Linked DNA regions of Homo sapiens: region 2 is linked to region 1. A link is an interaction called in ENCODE POLR2A ChIA-PET data of the cell type or tissue named here. Cell type or tissue: GM12878. All regions are shown on one strand. Each heading gives the region's core, and the rest is flanking DNA. Links, peaks and the distances in the headings are about the cores only. Region 1 overlaps CPNE8 (copine 8). Region 2 overlaps CPNE8 (copine 8).

Region 1 (11,954 bases), core at 3,564-7,563:
CATAAACTTGCTTCTCCTATAATTTTCCCAGCTCAGTTAGTGGCATTGTCATTCACTCAAGTGCCCAAAGAAGCCATCCTTGACTCTTCTATTTTCCTGATCCTTTATCCAGTCCACCACCAGTTGCATCATTTACCTCTAAAATTTTGCTCAAATCTTTACTTTGGCTCTGCTGCCACCACCTCAGTCCAGTTCAATCTTATTTCTCACCCAGACATGTTCATTGACATTTATTCCTTACTCCCACTTCGACTCTTTGATGTATCCAATCCATTCTCCATTCAGCAGACAGAATAAAAGTCTTGAAACATGAAAAATTCATGTTGCTCACAACTTAAAATGCTTTAAGGCTTTCCCTTGCATTTAGGAAAAATGCAGAACCTTTAACATGGTCCGCAAAGGCCAACATCTAATGGGTTCTGACCAGCCTTTTCCACCTTCAACTGGCAATGTTTTAGCTCAATCAACTCCCACTGCTCACCCCTGGCCATCTCACATCGGACCCACACATGCCTTTCCCACCTCAGGACCTTATACAGCTGTGTCTGCTGGAATTCTTATCCTTGGGCTGGCAAACACTACTCCTTCTTTAGGTCTTAGCTTAAATGTCACTTTCTCAAAGAGGCCCAGTGATTCCCCCAAGGCTTAATATAAATTAGATCCCTGCTGTACTCTCATAATATATTTGAATCACTTGTCACATATCATGACATATATTACCTGCATAGTCAGCCGACTAATGTCTCTCTTTCCCACAAACTATGTGTTCATTAAAAACAAGGACCAGGTTTGGGGGTTGTGGTGTTGTGTTTTGTACTGTTTTTTTCTTGCCATTCTATTCTAAGCATTCATTCCAAGGACATAATAACATTTTGTAAACACTGTTCAATCAATCAATAAATAAAAACAAAAAATATACTTTATGAAAAATTTCAAGCTACTTTTAAAATACTACATAAAAGGCCAGGCATAGCGGCTCATGACTGTAACCCCAGCGCTTTGGGAGGGCAAGGGGGGCTTGGATCACTTGAGTCTGGGAGTTCAAGACCAGCCTGGACAACACAGTGAGACCACATCTCTATCAAAAAAAAAAAAAAAAATTAGCCAGGTGTGGCGGTGCCTGCCTATGTTCCCAGCTAGGAGGGAGACTGAGGTGGGAGAATCACTTGAGCCCAGGAGCTCAAAGCCTGCAGTTAGCCAAAATTGTGCCACTGCACTTCAGCCTGGGCAATAGAGTGAGACCCCGTATTTAAAAAAAAAATACTGATTGAAGATACACTCCCAACATAATTTCTAAACTACATTAGTTTTTACTGTGGCATTTAATTAAATATAAAATTTGCATTTGAATAAAACTGTATCAAAATAAGTTGAGATAATTAGGATTATTACACTACAAATAAATATTTGTATAAATTTATGACCTATACATCCCTTAAATGCTACCATTTCTTTCCTATAGAGTATCCATCTAAAGGAAGAATTAATAATATTCCCATTTTTAGAAGAAAACATAGAGCCTTGTGATATTGGCCTTGGATATTATTTCTTGGATATGATACAAAAGCATAGGCCACAAAAGCAAAAATACACGTGGGACTGCATCAAACTACAAAGCTTCTGCTCAGCAAAGGAAACAATCAACAGAATGAAAAGGCAACCTACAGAATGGGAGAAAATATGCTGTGGTTGCTATGACTTGTTTGTCCCTACCAAAGCTCATATCGAAATTTGATCACCAGTGTGACAGTGCTGGGAGGTGGGGCCCCATGGAAGGTGTTTGGGTTATGGGTGTGAATCCCTCATAAATAGGTAGGTGCTGCTTTCACAGTCTTGAATGAGACTGGATTAATTCTCTCAGAATGAGTTCATTCTATTAAGAGTGGGTTTTTATAAAGCTAGGGTGCCCCTCAGGTGTCCCTATGTTCACAAATGTCTGCTTCCACTTTCACTTTCTCTGCCACAATGTGAAACAGTATGAAAGCCCTTACCACAAGCCAGTACCATGCTCTTGAGCTTCTCAGCTGGTAGAAGAGTGAGCTAAATAAACTTCTTTTTAAAAATAAGTTACCTACTCTCAGATATTCTTTTATTGCAACACAAAATGGACTAAGATACTGTATACTATAAAGGTTAATTTCCAAAATATATAAGGAACTCCTACAAATCTTCAAAAATACTGCAAAAACTAAAAATAAATAAAAATAAAAAATAGAAAATCAACCCAATTTAAAAATGGGCTAAGAACCTGAATAAGCATATCTCTAAGGACATACAAATGACCAACACACATATGAAAGGTGCTCAACATCACCAATCATCAGAGAAATGCAAATCCATACAAAAGATTAGCTCACGCCTGTTAGAATGCCTACTATCAAAAAACAAACGCAAAAGGAAGCAGTGTCAGTGAGGATGTAGAGAAAAGGAAACCCTTGTACACTGTTGCTAGGAATGCAAATTAGTGCAGCCACTGTGGAAAATAGTAGGAGGTTCCTCAAAAATTAAAAGCAGCACTACTGTATGATCCAGCAATCCCACTTCTGGGTATATATCCAAAGAAAGAGACTGAAATCAGTATCTTGAAGAGATATCTGAACTCCCATGTTTATTCTAGCATTATACACAAATAAGTCAAGATATTGAAGCAAATGAAGTGTCCATCAACAGATGAATAGATACAGAAAATGTTTTATATATATATAAAATTTATACACACACACACACACATATATATGTAAAACAATGGAATATTATTCAGCCTTAAAAAGGAAGAACATCCATCCATTTGCAACAAGATAGATGAGCCTGGAAGACACTATATAAGTGAAATAAGACAGCCATAAAAAGATAAATACTACATATTGTAACTTACATGAGGATTCTAAAATAGTCAAAATTATAGAAGCAGGGAGTAGAATGATGGTTTCCCGGGATTGAGGGGAAGAAGAAACTGGAAGGTATTATCAAGGAGCACAAAATTTCAGTTATGTAAGATGAATAAGTCATAGAGATCTACTATATACAGTATAGTACCTATGGTTAACAATACTGCACTGTATATTTAAAAATCTGCTGAAAGGGTAAATCTTATGCTGTTTATTATCACAAAAATATTAATAATAAATAAGCAGGGTAGGGGGAACCATTGTAAGTGACTAATATATGACATTGATTGTGGTGATGGTTTCATGGGTATATACCTGTCTCCAGACTCATCATGATGTATACATTAAATATGTCCAGTTATTTGTATGCCAATTATACCTAATAAACTGGTTTAAAAAAATTGTCATTTTACAAATGCATAACTTAAAGCTTCAACAATATAACCTCACTCGGCTAAATAGTGAAAAAGGTAAGACTAAAATGTAGGTGAGCTGACTCTAAAGCTTATGTTCATTGTACAAGTTAATAACTGACAACTCGTTTTAAAGAAAAATGTAGATTTTTATGATGTTGTAGGTGAATTAAAATGATTGCATTCAACATTATAAATAATAATGCCCAATACTTTTAATGTTCCCTAAAGTATAAATTTAAAAAGCATTGATTCTTCTGAAGTAACTATGAACATTTCTTTGAGTACACTTGTGCATTCTACTATACTAATGTAGTAATGAAATACTATTTCAAGTTTATTAGTATTAATAATGATGCTGATGATCAATAAGGCTATAGCCAGGAATCAGGACATAGAAAACATAAGATGAAGTTACACCAAGATTTTAAACAATATTGATAAAAATATTAAACTATAATTTCTAAGTATGAGAAATATGTATTGACTCATTGAAAGATAATTCCAGATGTTATTGAATTAATTGTAAAAAGAGGGATAAAAATACCTAGACCACTAAATGACACATTCCCTTTCATTTACTAAGGCCTGGTAAAAGAATTTTCCCGGCTCTTCCAACAAGAGAGTAGAACTGAAAGTGGAAGATATTTAGGATGCAGCCTGTCCATACTCAACCTGTGTCTTGGTATCTTGGCTCTACTTTGAAATAGAACAGATAGTACTGTATTCATGACACATTTACATAAAATCTGCTCAATAAACTCAAGATTTTGACAAAATAGCATGTTAATATCACCAAAAAGAACATGTATCTTATTGACTGTGAACTTCCTTTTTTCTTTCCTCCTTTATCATACAAAACATATATTATTTGAAACATTTACAAATTGAGACAAGTATAAATGATGATTAGATGATAATATAATTTAAAAAATCATTGTATCATTTTAACTAAAAAAATAGGATAGGTAATATCGCTGCATTTAAATAATTATGCTATATTTTCTAAGGCACTGGGTAGTATATGCAAACTACTTTTATGTACATTATAGTATCAAACTTAATGTTATGGTAGTTAATTGCCAGGACTGGAAGATTTTTTTTTTAAATAGTCTAGTGATTAGTTCACATTTTTTGGTTTATTGCCCTTCAAATACGAAAAGTAAAACACAGAGTAAGTAGTCAAGTGTCTTGATTAGACAAAGTACAAATTAGTAGCAAAACCAAAACTTGAGTCTGATAGTCTTTAACAGCATTATATGTGGGCATGTTGGGGTATTTTTTAGATGAGAAAAGTGAGACTGATATGACCGTGACATGCCCAGGGGGACAAAGACAATGAGCACAACAACAGAAAGGCTTCAATTTACATGTTTTTTAAATGACTTAAATTATAATATTAGTGTTTAACTATTTCCACTCATCTGTTATTATAGTTCCTATTGTTATCTCACTGTTCTACTCCTGCCCCCAGAATCCCAAAGGTATGTAATCAGCTGTAATACCCAGTTTCTATCATTTGCTGACAATATCATATGATTCCCTGAGCATATTATCTCAACTATCTATCTATCTATCTATTGATCATCTATCTATATTTGAGAGATATAATATATACATATATTTGAGACAAGGTCTTGCTCTGTTGCCCAGGCTGGAGTGCAGTGGCACAATAGCTCACGGCAGCCTTGAATTCCTGGGCTCAAGTGATCCTCCCACCTTGGCCTCCCAAAGGCTGAGATTACAGGCATGAGCCACCATGTCCCACCAGAAATGTATTATGTAAATAAAGCTACAGAATTTATCTAAAAGTTAAAAAGACAACTTTTTGAGATAATAAAATAAACTATGGCTCTCTCTATAAAAACTCTGGTCAATGTCAAAATGTTAAGCTTTTGGTATTTGGGGTGAGTTTCTGTTCCTACAATCAAGCAGCAACTAAAAGTAAAGAGCACTAGAGGTAATCTAGGGAAAATTTTTTTCCTCTGGAAATACCAATTCCCAGAGATCTGCTGGCCCACATTAAACAGACAATATTGACTTCAGATTAAGCTGGTCATTGTTACTTTCAGTCTGGAGTGTCATAGCTATCACCCCATTTCTTGACAACAGTGAAATCATTAATCATGAGTCAATGGGTGCATCAGCAAATCACAACTGAAAGTAGCAATGTTCTAAAAATACAGAGTATGCACTCTCTGTAGTCATACTGCTAGCTGTAGTGGCAGCTAATCCTTTCTTCAAATGTGGACTTCCCAAGCTAACAAGAGATGGAACCAATATAAATTCTGGATTAATTAAATTAGAAAAATTGGGGAAAATATCTTATACAAATGGGGTAAACTCAAATGACAAGAAATATTCCTTCAGGATTACACACAGATCTTCAAAAATACTGCAAAAAAGTTTGCAGTAATTGAACTGATTGGTATAACTGACTATTCCTTATACTAATGCTTAAAAAGCAGTATTGATATTAGGTGTTATTTTAATACTTTCAATTCCTTAAAAAGATTATTAAAATAACTAATTATACTTTTCAGACTATGAAATACAGTCTCTCTGGTCATAGGGCTAAGTACCTAAAATGATATTTTATGGGTTATAAAATTGTATAACACTTTTGCTACAATTACTTAAAAATTAATTAGTTAAGTACAATTTTAGATATAGCATTTGAAGTATGGAAGTATTTTCTAAACCAAAGAAATATTTACTTACCCTGCAACAGTTTAATTCCTCTGCTGTAAGTATGATTGTACCACATTTCTTCCCTGGAATTCCTCTAAAACAACAAAAATATATTTATATACATTAATATGTTATATTAATACTATATAATATAAATTTATATATCATGTTTATTTTTATGTACTCTAATAAAGAGCATATAATAATAACATGGTTCTTCCCTAACAAATATATTTTGAGTAGCTGGGATTACAGGCCCAGCTAAATTTTGTATGTTTTTTTAGCAGAGATGGGGTTTCGCCATGTTGGCCAAGCTGGTCTCAAACTCCTGACCTCCAGTGATCCGCTCCCCTCGGCCTCCCAAAGTGCCGGTATTACAGGCATGAGCTACCACACCCGGCCCTCAATGAGACTAAACTTTCAACATAACTTTAAACATGTCGATCCTCTCCTCAAGAATCTTCAATATCTCCATATTGTCTAATATATAATAAAATATAAGATAATGTAATAGTTATGCATCATCTAATTATGTTTCAGTAAGAAACAGATTGCATATACATTGGTGGCCCCATAACATTATAATGGAGCTGAAAACTTTCTACTGCCTAATGATGTAATATCTTAGCACAGAGCATTACTCATGTGTTGGTGTAATGCTGAGGCAAACAAATCTACTGTGCTGCCAGTCATACAAAGTATGTATGTACAGTCCATAATACTTGACAATGATAGTAAACATCAAATATGTTACTGTTTATGTATTTTCTATACTATACTTTTTATCATTATTTCAAAGTGTATTTCTTCTACACATACCAAAAAAAAAAAAACAAAGCTAACTGTAAAAACAGCCTCATTTAGGTCCTGCAGATGTTCCAAAAGAAGGCACTGTTATCACAGGAGACAACAGCTCCATGCATGGTACTGCCCCTGAAGGTTTTCCAGTGGGACAAGATGTGGAGGTGGAAGACAGGGATACTGAGGATCCTGACCCTGTGTAGGCCTAGGTAAATGTATAACTTTGTGTCTTAGTTTTTAACAAAAAAAAGTTTAAAAAGTAAAAATAAATAAATAACTTAAAAACAGAAAAAAGATTACTGAATAAGGATATAAAGAAAGGAAATATTTTTGTACAGCTGTGCAATGTGTTTGTGTTCTAGATAAGTGTTATTATTAAAACATTTTAAAAAGTTTAAAATATTTTAAAGTAAAAACATTATAGTAAGTTAAGGTTAATTTATTATTGAAGAAAGAAAAATAGTTTTAAATAAATTTAGTGTAGCCTAACTATACAGTGTTTATAAAGCCTACAGTAGTATAATGTCTCAGGGCCTCACATTCACTCACCACTCACTTAGACTCACCCAGAGCAACTTCCATTCCTGTAAGCTTCATTCATGGTAAGTACCCTACACAGGTATACCATTTTATATGTTTACTTATGTTTAGATACACAAATACTGATGTTACAATTACCTGTTCAGTGAGGTAACATGCTGTACACATTTGTAGCCTAGGAACAAGAGGTTATACCATATAGCCTAGGTATGTAGTAGGCTAGACCAGGGGTCTGCAACCCCAGGGCTGCAGAGCACGAGATGAGTGGCAGGCACCAGCAAGCTGAGCCTCATCTGTTTTCACAGCAGCTCCCCATCGCTGGCATTACTACCTGAGCTCTGCCTCTTGTCAGATCAGCAGCAGCATTAGATTCTCATAGGAACGTGAACCCTATTGTGAACTGAGAGGGACCTAAGTTGCATATGCTTCTTATGAGAATCTAATGCCTGATGATCTGTCATGGTCTCCCATCACCCCCACATGGGACCATCTACTTGCAGGAAAACAAGCTCAGGGGTCCCACTGATTCTACATGACATTGAGTTGTATAATTATTTCATTATAATATAATAATAATAGAAATAAAGTGTACAATAAATGTAATGCACTTGAATCATCCCGAAACTACCCCCAAACCCCCAGTGCATGGAAAAATGATCTTCCACAAAACCGCTCCTTGGTACCAAAAAGGTTGGGGACTTCTGGGTTAGACCATCTAGGTTTGTGTAAGTACAGCCTATGGTGGTTTCACAACAATGAAATCACCTAAGGAAGCATGTCTCGGGACATATCACTGTTGCTAAGTAGTGCATGACTATAGAACAAAATGTTCTCATGGTTTCTAAGTTTTTTAGTATGTTATTAAAACCTATCTAAAACTATGGGTTTCACTGTTCCCTCTCCTTTCATCAACTCGGTGACATTTTGTGCTTATTTCTTCTTTGTGTTCACTCCCATGCCTTGATAAACTATAGCTTGTTAACTGTTCCCTATTTCGCCTCAAACTTTCCATATCCCCAAATTGGATATGGAACAAGTTCCATTTGTTCCAAGAAAACCTTATCCTAGGCAGCCTTACACAAAGCTCAGCCTTTTCTGCTTTCCTATTGATGTTAAAGTCAATACTGCAAGGTTTAGCACTTAATTATTCCTTAACTGTTAAAAGGACAAATTGTTAACCTTTCTTTTCTCAAGTTGATTATGCTTTCTGTAAGAGCAATATTCACGACATAAACCTCTTGTAAGCACAGAGTTAAATGTCTGTATACAGCAGGTGTTTAGTTTATAGGTAAGTATGTAATATACAGTCATGCATTGCTTAATTCTTGTTTCCACCATGTATTTACTCTTAACCAGGGTCATTGCACATGTCAAGATCTTCCATCTTCCCTAGGTCCTTATGACTAAGAACTCAATATAGCATGGCACATTTTGTCTTATATTACTACATTATCGTTTTCAGCATCCTTCCAGCATCCTTAATCAGTTAATTTTTCTAATTCAGCTGTACCTTTCTCTTCTTCTTTCTATTTGTGAACTATGAGTTTAATATATTCAGCATTATGGAAAACCAAACACCCTGACTGAGCATCAACCTGAACACACTTTACAATGCTGAATAAAATATGCAAAGATCTTTATAAATGCTCAGATAACATTGCAAGAAAATAAGGACCAATCAGAAGCTTAAAGTGAAGTCAGAAAGATAAGCAGAACTGAACACTGGAGAACTTGATCTTAGGCTTCTGATTTTTATGGTTACTTAGGGCACAAAAATTAGAGAGAAAATCAAGAGGAGGTGGGACTCACAAGGTGGGAAATTCAATAAACAGCCAACCCACAGCATAAAGCTTATATCTCATTAACTAGATTGCCTGATTGTAGCATGAGTTATATATAAACATTCACTTTATGAGCCTAAAAAATAAATCGCTGCCTTAAAAGGTGGAGATGAGTGAAAGAGAAAAAAATGTATCCTAATAATTTAAGGCTCAACCAGGCTTGCTGTCTTAATTGACATCACTTGAGTAGTTACCAAAACTTCAAACCAAGAATTACATTTAATTCAAGTGATCATGGTTGCCTGGTATATGCAAATCCTCTCCAGAAAAGTTTCCCTTCAAATTACATCTCAAAATATCTCACATTTAAAGTTTTAAAAGTAAATGTGAAGCTCGTTTTATAATATTAAAAAATAAACAAGGAAAAATGCACCCACCATGAGTTAGACTCTCCAAAACAACAGGTTGCAGAATCAAACACAGATTTAGAATGTTGTAAATATTATGAATAGTATACAAAATATAAGCATTTATAATATATTTAAAATGTAAAGAGGAAATGGACATATGGATAACTAGCAAAGGATTATAAAAAATAAGCAAGAATATTTGGAACAGAATAGGGAGCCCAGAAGTAAATCCAAGCTGTCATTGCCAGTGCCAATGTCCAGGCACTTTTCCTCTATTTTCTCTTCCAGGAGTTTCATTGTTTCTGGTCTTATGTTTAGGTCTTTTACCCATTTTGAGCTGATTTCTGTGTATGGTGTAAAGTAAGGGTCCAATTTAATTCTTTTGCATGTGGAAGTCTAGTTTTCTCGGCACCATTTATTAAAGGGACTATCTGCTCCCCATCCTGTCCTCCTGGTTCCCTTGTAAAAAATCAGTTGACTATATATGTTTGGATTAGACAAAGGTGAAGAGAGAATTAGTGAACTGAAAGAAGGATATAAATAAATTATCCATAATGCAGCATGGAGAAGCAGACATGGGAACTATTATGAAGAGGTTTGGAGTCACAGAACACAAATGTAAAAGGTCTAATAATATGTTTAATCAGAGTTCCAGTAGAAGAAGGAATAAATAGAGCAGATGCAATGTTTGAAGAGATAATGGCTGGGAAACTTCTAGAAATGGTGAACCACCTCAATTTCTAGATTCAGAAAGCTCAGTGAATCCCAAGCAGCATAATAAAAATAGATTTACACTTGGGCACATGATAGGAGCATGGAAAAACGTGAGAGATGAAGAATATATCTCCAGAGGAACCAGACAGAAAAGACAGATGATCGACAAAGATATGATCTACAAAGATTAAACTAAGAGCTGACTACTTGGAAGCAACACTGGAAACTGAAAGATAATTGAAACAATATCTTCAGTGGTATGAAAGAAAATAATTATAAATATAAGATTGTAAACAGTAAAGATCTATTCTAAAAACAAGCATAAACTATAGATACTTTGAAACAAATAAGAAATAATGCATTTATATTCAAGAATCTTTGCTTGAGAAGTTTCTAAAGAATGGGTTTCAAACTGAAGGAAATGATCACAGATGGGAGATCTAAGATGAAAAAAGAAAGAAGGAGAGAAGCCAAGGAAATACTAAATACGAGTTAATCTTAAATCAGTGACACTAATGTTAAAAACTAAAATAACAAATACAAATGAATATGATAGCATTAATCAGCAAGGTGATAATTTAAGTTAAAGCCTTCTCATGGTCTCTTACTGTTCAGGAAGAAATTAAATATGCTGAAAAAATAGAATTTCATAAAAAATGAGTAAATATGTTTAAAAACTTCAAAGAAACTACAATTATTTAAGTACTTTATAGTTTCAAGTTTAGAAAAGAAAATTTTTGAAATTATGTTTCTAAAATGCAATCAGTTCAAAAGGAACTAAGACTAAAGAAAGAATGGGGCAGATGAGGATCACTAAGTAGGTAGTAGAAATAAACCTAGAGGAATAGTTACTGATGTAAATGTAAATGAACTAAATGCTCCAGATTAAATGCAAATATTGTATGTAATTATATAAAAATTAAATTCAGCCATGAACTATTTAAAATAGATAACAAAATTTGATTCAAAAAATTCAAAAGAAAAGAATGGAAAGATATCTCAGAAAATAAAACTAATTCTATTGAAAATCAGTACACCTACATTAATAGCATACATACAGATTTTAAATTGAAAAGGGTTGCAAGAAATAGTTATTGTGTAATGACAAAACATTCAATTAATTGGGAAGATATAGTAACCTCAATACTGCATGCATCTACTATTATAGCTCCAAAATACATAAAGCAAAATTGACACAACTACAAAAAGATAAATACACCATTATGTTGAACAATTTCATGGTAAACACCCTTGGCAAGGTGATCAAGGTTAATATCACCAGTGATAAGTCATATTAATATGTATTCCTGATAAGATGTAAGGAGAAAGACACTTCACTCCTGTGGCCTTCTACCCAAATCCTTAACTCCAATCTAACCATGAGAAAAACATCACACAAATGCAAATTTAGGGACATTCTACAAAAAATCTAATACTTCCTCAAAACTATCAAGGTCATACAAAACAAGGAAAGACTAAGAAATTGTAACATATCAGATCAAAAGAAAGTGTACATCCTGAAATGAATTCTGAATGAATTCTGGTATAAAAAGAACATTAGTGAAAAATGAGTGAAATTCAAGTAAAGTTTGAAATTTAGCTAATAGTAATATATGTACCACTGTTGTCTTTCTAGTTGTGACAAATGTATTAAATACCATGGTAACACAAGATGTTAATGTTAGAAGAAACTGGTGTGACAGGAATACAGGAATT
Region 2 (9,506 bases), core at 834-4,833, 56 kb after region 1:
AATATTTATTTTTTGAGTTTGAGATTCTTAAAAGGTTGATGAAGATAAAGACTTCAAAATTCCCTAAAGCTTTTGAGATTGTGGTTAACTCTGCAAATGTACTATTCTTTCTAGATCTTCTGAATTTTATGAACAGTTAAGTCAATCCAAATAATCAGGATTAGGGAAGGGGAAGAAGGAGGAAAGGAGAATAAAGCCATGAAAAATTTCTAAAATTTGCTCCCTGCCTTATTTGGAACTGGAGGAAACAGAATCAACTCATGCAATTGACATGAAAACTAAACATGATCCTAGTAATTGAAGGTGAAGATGGAATAGACCATTCTTAGTGATTACCTTCTCCCAATATTTACCTACTTACAGCTTTCTCTACAAGCCACTTCCATGGTAAAAATTATTATGAAAATTTCAATAACCAAAAGTGCATTTATGAAATACATGGTATTAACAGCAGTTTACTACATATATTTACTAACCCAAAAGAGTAAAATCTCTTTTTCAAGAAGTACGAAATCTGATAATTAATAGTACAACCAAAAGAAAAACAACACATTTCCTTATTTAAATTTGCTCATTTCATCTTGTGAAAATTTTTTAGCATAGCATATGACAGGTGACATAGAAATTATTCTTTAAAAATATGTCAAAATTATTTGTTAAAAGAAAAAACTCAAACAAGATTTTAAAACCCACTTTTGCTCCACAACCATGCATTCACCAATTCCAAACTGACAAAATAGAAACTGTTAAAGTTGGCATTTCATTGTCTGAATTAAAAAATACTTACACTATTGGTTTTTCCAGGCGACTTCCCTGTGAACCAACGATCTCTCCCAATGTACAAAACACTTGTCCCAGAAAGTCCTGAAATAGATAAAAAGATTAAAGCTCATAAGTTTCCAAACTATCTTTACAGTATATGTTTTGTACATCATACATCTGCATTGTTTTCATTGCTGAAATATTGACATTTCTAACTTCCAACAATAAGTAAAATAAGCTCAATATGCATTAATCTTACCATGTGACTTTCACATGTTTGCACAGCATTTTGTGTTTTTAATCACAGAGCAGTTATTCTGAGTTCACAGGCATTGCATTTGTTTTCTTTTTATGTTTTAAGTTACAATACAAAATAGACAAAAGTTGGAGGTTTTGAATGCACAATTGGCTTAACTTCGGATGCCTCTGAATTACTGGAATTGTTGGCTGAGGAGACAAAATGAGAAAGCCCACAGCAGAGGTGGCTAATCCCAGTAACACTTAGAGAAAGGTCATGTGATGCAGTAGCCTCAACTAGGGTCCACAGCCAACCTGCCAGGTGTCTATTCTAGTACTACCACTTACTAACTGTGATTGTAGGCAATTAATTAAGCTCTGCAGTTTGCTCTTCTCTATAATGTATTAGTACCTCCTCACAAAATTGTTCTGAGGGTTCAATTAGTTATTGCATGAGTTAATACTAGCATATTGTAAGTGCCTAAAAATGGGTTAAGTAAAATATACTATAACGTTCATTAACATACAACCGTATGATTCTTATTTTCAAGACTCAGAATAACCCTGTAAATGAGAGGTCTGATATTAACACTGCATTTCACATATAAAGAAACTAAGTGCTTATTTCACATTGCATGCCTATATCAAAACATCTCATGTACCTCATAAATGCATACACCTACTATGTACTCACAAAAATTTTTAATTTAATTTAATTTAATTTAAAAAATAGAAACTAAAACTCTAGAAGGTTGATTTTCCATAAATAGCAGAGCCAAGACAAACTCTGATGTTCTGATTCCAGACTGATATGCCACATAAGAATTTAAATACCATAAGTACAGTGCAAACTCATATATCTATAAAATAAGGGCACCAACACCATCTGGATATGTAGGTCAAGAAAATGTGAAGTTGTTCCAGGGAAAGACACGTGCCTTCTAGCTTAGCCTGTATGTGTTCAAAGAATTGCCCTGTTCTAAAACAAGGTGAGAGATCTCTCTAAATTGTTTGTGTACTGAACACGACCAAGAAAATTCCTAAGAAGGATGGACAGAGAGGATTAATGGCAAACAAAATGTGTTCAGTATACTAAATAAACAAATCTATTTAGTTTAGTAGTTTTACAGAGAAATGACTGTTCTCAGATGAAAGAAAAAAGCCAACCTATGGTGAGGAACTAGTATTGGCCCCATTTCTCAGATAAGGGAACTGAGGCACAGAGATAGTAAATTGCTCAGAGCTACAATTTGGACCCAAGTCTAAACCCAAGGCTTACTACTCACCTAATCACTATGCCAAGCCATGCTGCCTCTCTGCTTCTAGTCTAATGAAAGGAATGAGACCCAGTCACAAAAAAGCTTACCAAGCCACAAAAGTAAAAACTATGTTCTTCAGTGTTGGAGGTGGGGAAAGTGGGGGTGAGAAGTGCCCTAATTAAAAAGAGGAGGAAAAGATATCTGTAGACTAGCATAGTCAAGGGAACATTTTCCCAAAGGAATTACTTTCTTGAGAGCCAGTAAGGAATCAGATCAGATATTGCTTGGAGAGAAGATAATTGGACATTCTAGATTTACAGAACAGAGTTACAGGCCAGAGAATAATGAGAAAAGAGAAGGACTCAAGTAAAAAGCAGAAATGGAGATGAAGAGCCAAGCCCAGAGAGGGCCCTCATGACCAGACACAAAAGTTGTCTTAGGGTCATCAGAAGCAACCAGAAGCCTTTCACCAATTCAGGGACACCATTAGAGCAGTGTATTCAGAAGATTACTCAAGTGCCTATTTGCAGAGTGATTTCAGGAATGAGGAAAAAAACTAGAAGCCAGATCAATCAGAAGGCTATGGTAGTTAATAAGAGGCAAAGTGTTAAGGCCCCAAACAGTACCACACAGAAAAATGACAGGATTTGGTGAAAACCATACTTGCACATGAGACAAAAAATAACCCCACATCTGATACTTGGATACTGCCGGCATGGCCATACCTTCATTAAACTGCAAATCACTTTAAATTTGTTTTCAAATACATAAAGAGAATTTAAGATAAAGCTTTCCCATATTTAAATTAAACACCTTTCATAATGGCACTTCTTTATCAATATCAAAACAGATTTTACAAATGTTTATGGAATTTTAATAAACCTAAATTTCTTTAAGTCTCATGACAGCTAGAAAGAACTGAAAACTGAAGATCTGAAATGTATCATTGCTCTTCTGAGTCAGCAGCAAAAAAACACACAAGGGCGATTCCAGAATTCTTTTCTAAGGATAGTTATGCTTATGCGCACCTGCAAATACTACATATTAAATGGACTTTGCCAATGGAGTAGCGAGTCTCAGTAAAAGCCATCTGTGCTGAAATTGCTCAAGAGAATAAAACATAAATATTGAGCAGGATCATATTAATATGGAGACACACTAACAAATACAAGAGAACACATGAACAATCATCTTGGCTGAACAAAATCAACAAAACGTGCACCAAAAAGCTATGACGTGAATCTGTGTATTTCTGTATCAAAGGCCACACACACACTGGTGTCAACCAGCTCTGGCTAGTCCTAGCTGATTGGCCAGAACTCCACTAGACTGGTTTGATAAACCCCTGAATTAAAAACACCTGAGTGCTAGGTAATGAGGACGATTTCATACCTACAAGAAGCACGGGAAAGGGTGTGTGGCTTGACATACACTATGACATACACCACTGGACTCTACAGAAAAAGCCCCAGGAGAAAACTAAGTCAGAAGTCATTTCCTTTTCCAGCTCCACCAGCGCAGGGCAATGCAATCACCCAATTAGCTAAACTGGGACTGCTGAAGAATCAACACAGGCCCATAATGGCAGACATGAAAAGCACAGACATCTGCTGAGAAGGAAAACAGTACTGTGGCAGTAAGCTGGACATACAGCCATACAGGGCAGTATTGCCAGATCACTTCCCAGGCCTCTCCCTTAAAGGTGAAGCTGGGAAGTGTAAGGCTATAGAAGACCTCGGCCTGTTGCTCTTGCAAATTCAGGTGAGTATAATGTACATACGACTTAAATGGAGGCCTCTACAGGTACCGTACATTTTGCCCCCAAATATTTATGGCACTCTCAGCTAATGTTTGTATTTTTAGTAGAGACAGGGTTTCGCCATGTTGGCCAGGATGGTCTCGAACTCCTGAGCTCAGGTGATCCACCTGCCTCAGCCTCCCAAAGAGCTAGGATTAGAGGCATAAACCACTGCACCCGGGCTTGATTCAATATTTTAGTAGAAACAATTTCTCACATTTTAATATTATAAAAAAGCAAGAATTTGTCTTTTTAACGGATAGATCCATCTACAAACCAAAATGCTAAATCCAACCTCCGAGAGATAATACAAAGTTCTAAATTTAAATTACAAATACAATTTCTAAAATTATACCCTATCCTTGAATGTGTACATTTCTTTTCCCTCAGCACAACTGTTGGTTTTTAAGATATTTTTGGCTACACCAGGAGCAGTGGCTCACACCTGTAATCCCAGCACTTTGGGAGGCCGAGGCGGGCGGATCACTTGAGGTCAGGCGATCAAGACCAGTCGGGCCAACATGGTGAAACCCCATCTCTACTAAAAATACAAAAATTAGCTGGATATGGTGCTGTGTGCCTGTAATCCCAACTACTTGGGAGGCTAAGGCAGGAGAATCGCTTGATCCCGGAGGCAGAGGTAACAGTGAGCTGAGATCGTGGCACTGTACTCCAGCCTGGGCGACAGAGTGAGACCTTATCTCAAAAAAAAAAAAAAAAAAAAAGAAAAGAAAAGATACCTTTGGCTTTCTAACAGTCCAAATGAAGGCAGTTAAATAAGACACTGAAAGAAAATTTTCAACAAGTAGATGATCAGTGACTGAAATTAACCTTTTTTTTTTTTTTTTGAGACGGGAGTCTTGCTCTGTTGCCCAGCCTGGAGTGCAGTGGAGCGATCTCGGTTCACTGCAAGCTCCACTTCCTGGGTTTGCACCATTCTCCTGCCTCAGCCTCCCGAGTAGCTGGGACTACAGGCACTCGTCACCACGCCCAGCTAATTTTTTGTATTTTTAGTAGAGACGGGGTTTCACCGTGTTAGCCAGGATGGTCTCGATCTCCTGACCTCGTGATCTGCCCGCCTTGTCCTCCCAAAGTGCTGGGATTACAGGTATGAGCCACCGCACCCGGCCACCAATTTTTAAAAATTATCAAAGGATAACATGAAGAGCTCTTTTACACAGGGCAGTCAGGTAAGTCCTTGCAGTTATCTATTCAAGTAGATACCTGAATCATGTGAGGGAGGGAACCATGTGAATATCTGGGGCAGAAGCATTACAGATAGGAGAAAAAGCAAGAACAAAGTCCCTGAGACAAGTATTTGGGTGCTCAAGGAAAAGCAAGAGAGACAGCAGGTTAGAGCAGGGTGAGCAATGATGAGAATGGCAGGAGAGGAGGTAACCAGGGGCTATATCAAGGACTGATTTCTATCCCAAGTGTGGATGAAAGCCATTGGAGGGTTTAAACTGGAAAGCGACATGTCCTAGCTGGCTTTTAAAATGATCATTCTAGCTACTCTTCTTCCCTCAAGATTCTATCCTATTCTCTTCTCCATTTGCATTTTCTTAGATAACTCTGAGTTCCAACTTGATTGGCTGATGGTTAGTAAATCTATATCTTAGTCTTCAAACACTGCCTAATCAATATCTCCATTTGGATGCTTACTGGGGGTCTCAAATTTAACATGAACTTGGCCTTACCATGGGTCTCTCAATCCTCACCCCCCTGCCTCAATCTCCTTCTCCCCAATGTACCTCATTATATGAACCACATCACTATTTACCCATTTGTTCTCATCAGGAACCTAGTAGCCACTCTAACTTCTCTTATTTTTACACTGGACATCCAATTCATCATCAGTCATACTACCAACATATATTCCAAATCTGACCACGTCTTACCACTTCAATGGTTTTTAACCACCAAAGGTTGCTCACCCAGTCAAACTACAACAGCCTTATAACTGACCTCCTTAATTCCAGTCTTGCTTCCTCAACCCCATTCTCCACTTCAACTGTCACAGTCACCATTTAAATGCATAAATCAGATCACATCATCCTCCAGTGATATCCATCCAAAAAAAGAAAAATCCAAACTCTTTTTTTAACTGTGGCCTCCAAATCTCTCCATCATCTGATTCCTATGTATGTTTCCGAACTATTTCAGTACACTCCCTTCATCACTCATAATATTTTACATATGGTAGCCAACTTTCTGTCACACCAACATTCCAAACTTTTTTTTTTTTTTTGAGATGGAGTTCACTCTGTCACCAGGCTGGAGTACAGTGGCACAATCTCGGCTCACTGCAACCTCCGCCTCCCTGGTTCATCCCTGGTTCAAGCGATTCTCCTGCCTCAGCCTCCTGAGTAGCTGGGATTGCAGGCATGTGCCACCATGCCCATCTAATTTTTGTATTTTTAGTAGATACAGGGTTTCACCACGTTGGCCAGGATGGTCTCAATCTCCTGACCTCGTGATCTGCCCACCTCGGCCTCTCAAAGTGCTGGGATTACAAGCATGAGCCACCGCACCTGGCCCCAGACTCTTTCTTGACTCAAGGCCACTGGACTGTTCTTCCTTTTGCCTGGGATGCTGTTCTCCTAGATTTTCAATCATTCCCTCCTTCTCCTCAGTAAATATACACCCAAGGTGATAAATGGCATAGAACCATGCTGGTTGGTTTAGGGAAACTTCAGCTTCTGACTACTGGTGCTTCTCCAGTCACTCTCTCCCAGTGTCAATGTCTTACTAGTTTAAGTGCCATAAAGAAAGTCAAGTATCTTAATCACTTATTGTATTCATGTTCATTGAGTAAATCTGCTTACCTCACCTCTTCAATTCCAAAATGTAAGCTGCTTTAGGAGAGAGGCCTTGTTTGTCTTATTCATTGCTATATTCCCCAGCATGACAAGTGCCTGTCCTATATTTATTGCCTGTCTGCCTATATGAATATATATTAATACTTTAGAATTTAGTTCATCTATATATACGTTAAATTAGCTTTATACTCTAATGAAAGAATCTTGCCCCACTTAAAAATCTGTTTCTATGAGAAAATCCATTTCATGGTCCAAACAATATTCAAATAAAATTTTTAAATATAACTGATCTGTATGTGAAAGCTTATATTTATAATATTTAGAAAGTGTATTAAAAAATATACACCTTCACTGAAGTCTAGTATCTAGTGTACAAAATAATCCAGTGACCCATGAATACGTCTGAAACAAAAAGTTTAGTGGTGCCTTCCGCAACCAACCAAGTGGATAAATGTATTTTGGATTGCCTTGTCTGTATGAAAATTTAGTATATAGAGTACAGTTTCTATGTTATCTGGTCCAACATCCCAAGCAGAATCCTGTACACACCAATTATGGGCCTGTCATTAATCCTTTCATTAATGATTTGGCTTATGCAATTTAATTATGCAAATGAAAGTATGCTATGTAGTTCTGCTAATAGTATTTAGTTGAGTAGGTTCACTAGTACCTTACAGAACAAACTCAGAATTCAAAATGCCATATTTTGTTCACAGGGCCTAACAGTATAGGGAAAAATATCTTAGTAAAGCTATTTCCTCAGAGAATCATAAACAGAATAAATCTTCTAAAAAAGATGTCCCTAGATTCCATAAGTCTTTGTCTGGTGCACAATGATTTTCACTAAAACACGTTTCCACCACAAATAGAATCAATTAAAGTAATTATGATCATTTACGTCTTATGTCATATTTATTTGCAATGTTAGAAATCTAAGGTGCAGTTCTATATTCTATCTCCATTTTCCCTAACAGTATCAAAAAACAGGAATTTGACCCAAGAGTCTTAAGTACCGAACACCAAATAAAGTCATCCTGAGAGAAAATTCTTTCAAAATTATCGGAAAAGAGAATGGAAAAAAAAAATTATTATTACTAATTCAAGGGGTCTCTCTTGCTACAAAATCCCTTTTATAAAAAAATAAGTAAGTGCCTTTATGCCACATGCAACCTGGGCACTTAGCAGTTTTTCCTACAAGGTTCCAGTTCATATTTATTTCACTTTGCAAAATTGGCAGGTAGACAACAACAGTCTTAATGAATCATATCCTCAGGGAATAAACCTATCTTGTTCATTGATTCTGTCTGATCTTCAAAAATCCTCATGAATTTCTTTTGGGTTGGATGAGCTATATGCGTCTTTACCTAAAATCTGTACTTGTATGCTTTCAATTAAGGAATAGCTTTTGCTATAAATTTCTAACAGAAATCTAGATAGTCATCTCTAACAGTTCTTATAACAATTCAAAAACACATTTTTCTTCTCTTTCGACATCCTTCACCTACTTATAAGCTCAGGCACTTATTAACTAATCTGTATAGTCGACTAAATATATTTTAAAAATATAACACAGACACAAATATAAAGGATAGCTTAAAATGTAAAATAATATAAATCATGGGACCTACAGGAGACGATGCAATATATCGGTAGAAAAGTAATGAGAATCTGAACTAAGGCAATAACAGCAAGAAGGGAAAGAAGAAGGCAGAAAGAGAAGCATTTTTTTGTTAGAAGGAATAGGACTTGGTGGCTCAGTAAAAGTCAAACGTGACACAGAAAGTGGTTAACCATGCATCCAAATTTTCTAACTGAGTAAACTGTGTTGATGAATTATTCTCAAGATAAATCACAGAAGCAGAAGCACATGATCTGGAAGGAAAAAATCATAAATTTTAGATCTACTTGAGTTTTAGGCTTCTGTGGAGTATGTACTAGGAAATACTTAACAAGCAATTGAAACTTGCATTTGCTAAGGTATCCAGAGGGATAAACACTTGAGGGTCATCAGGTATGGTAGGGACATGGTTGAGCTCTCCCAAAAACAGTTTATATAGTGAGATGAGATAAAAATTGAAAATAAAGTTATGAGAAAAAATAATATTTAGGGATAAGAGGAGGAAATAAAGCTTAAAGTGACAGATAATGGGTAAACAGGGAGGCTGGAGAAGCAGCAAGGGAGAGGTTTCTGTGGAAGTTAGAAATGAATGTTTCAAGAACGGAGTAGTCAATCCTATTTGGAACAGAGAGAGAGAGATTATGAGGTAAAGAGTGAAGAGAAGACATTCAATCTTAATCTAACCTATGTCAGGGTAGTTTAAGCAGAATTGAAAACCTGATGAGGAGATAGTAAAAGAGGTATCATGAGGGTAAAGCAGTGTCAAGATAAAATTTCTTACGATGAGAAGATAAAATTTTCTTATGAAAATAAAAGTATTTCTACAAAAGAGAAAGATTTGAAAGGAAATATACATTTATGATTTCTAGGAGGAGTATCTCTTATATAATAAAATGTAGTCACTAGTGACTATTAAAGGGAAAAGAATTAGCCATGTTTAAGGTACCTTCCTATCCCATACACTTCTCTCTGCCCTGTACTTAAGGCAACTCCACTGATAGGAAACACATGTT

What was found. ChIA-PET counts read pairs that join two places held together with the same protein. Peaks named below come from ENCODE experiments on the same cell type or tissue, not always from the same donor. Only the 100,000 strongest peaks of a DNase experiment are listed, where the experiment ranks them.
Region 2: POLR2A ChIA-PET joins it to region 1 with 5 read pairs; 4 of 35 experiments call an interaction of 5 or more read pairs at or near these places.

Annotation. Positions count from the first base shown.
Region 1 is chr12:38,770,216-38,782,169 of GRCh38, forward strand. It overlaps CPNE8 (copine 8), which reads right to left. Exons shown (of 20, transcript NM_153634.3): 7 at 6,023-6,086. Among named protein-coding and RNA genes, the nearest start is that of CPNE8, 130 kb to the right of the region's middle. In GM12878, for the core only: no CTCF peak of the experiment used is centred there; a DNase peak (open chromatin) is centred at 5,446; H3K27ac peaks cover 2,543 bases.
Region 2 is chr12:38,828,592-38,838,097 of GRCh38, forward strand. CPNE8 (copine 8) reads right to left here. Exons shown (of 20, transcript NM_153634.3): 6 at 788-864. Among named protein-coding and RNA genes, the nearest start is that of CPNE8, 72 kb to the right of the region's middle. In GM12878, for the core only: no CTCF peak of the experiment used is centred there; no DNase peak of the experiment used is centred there.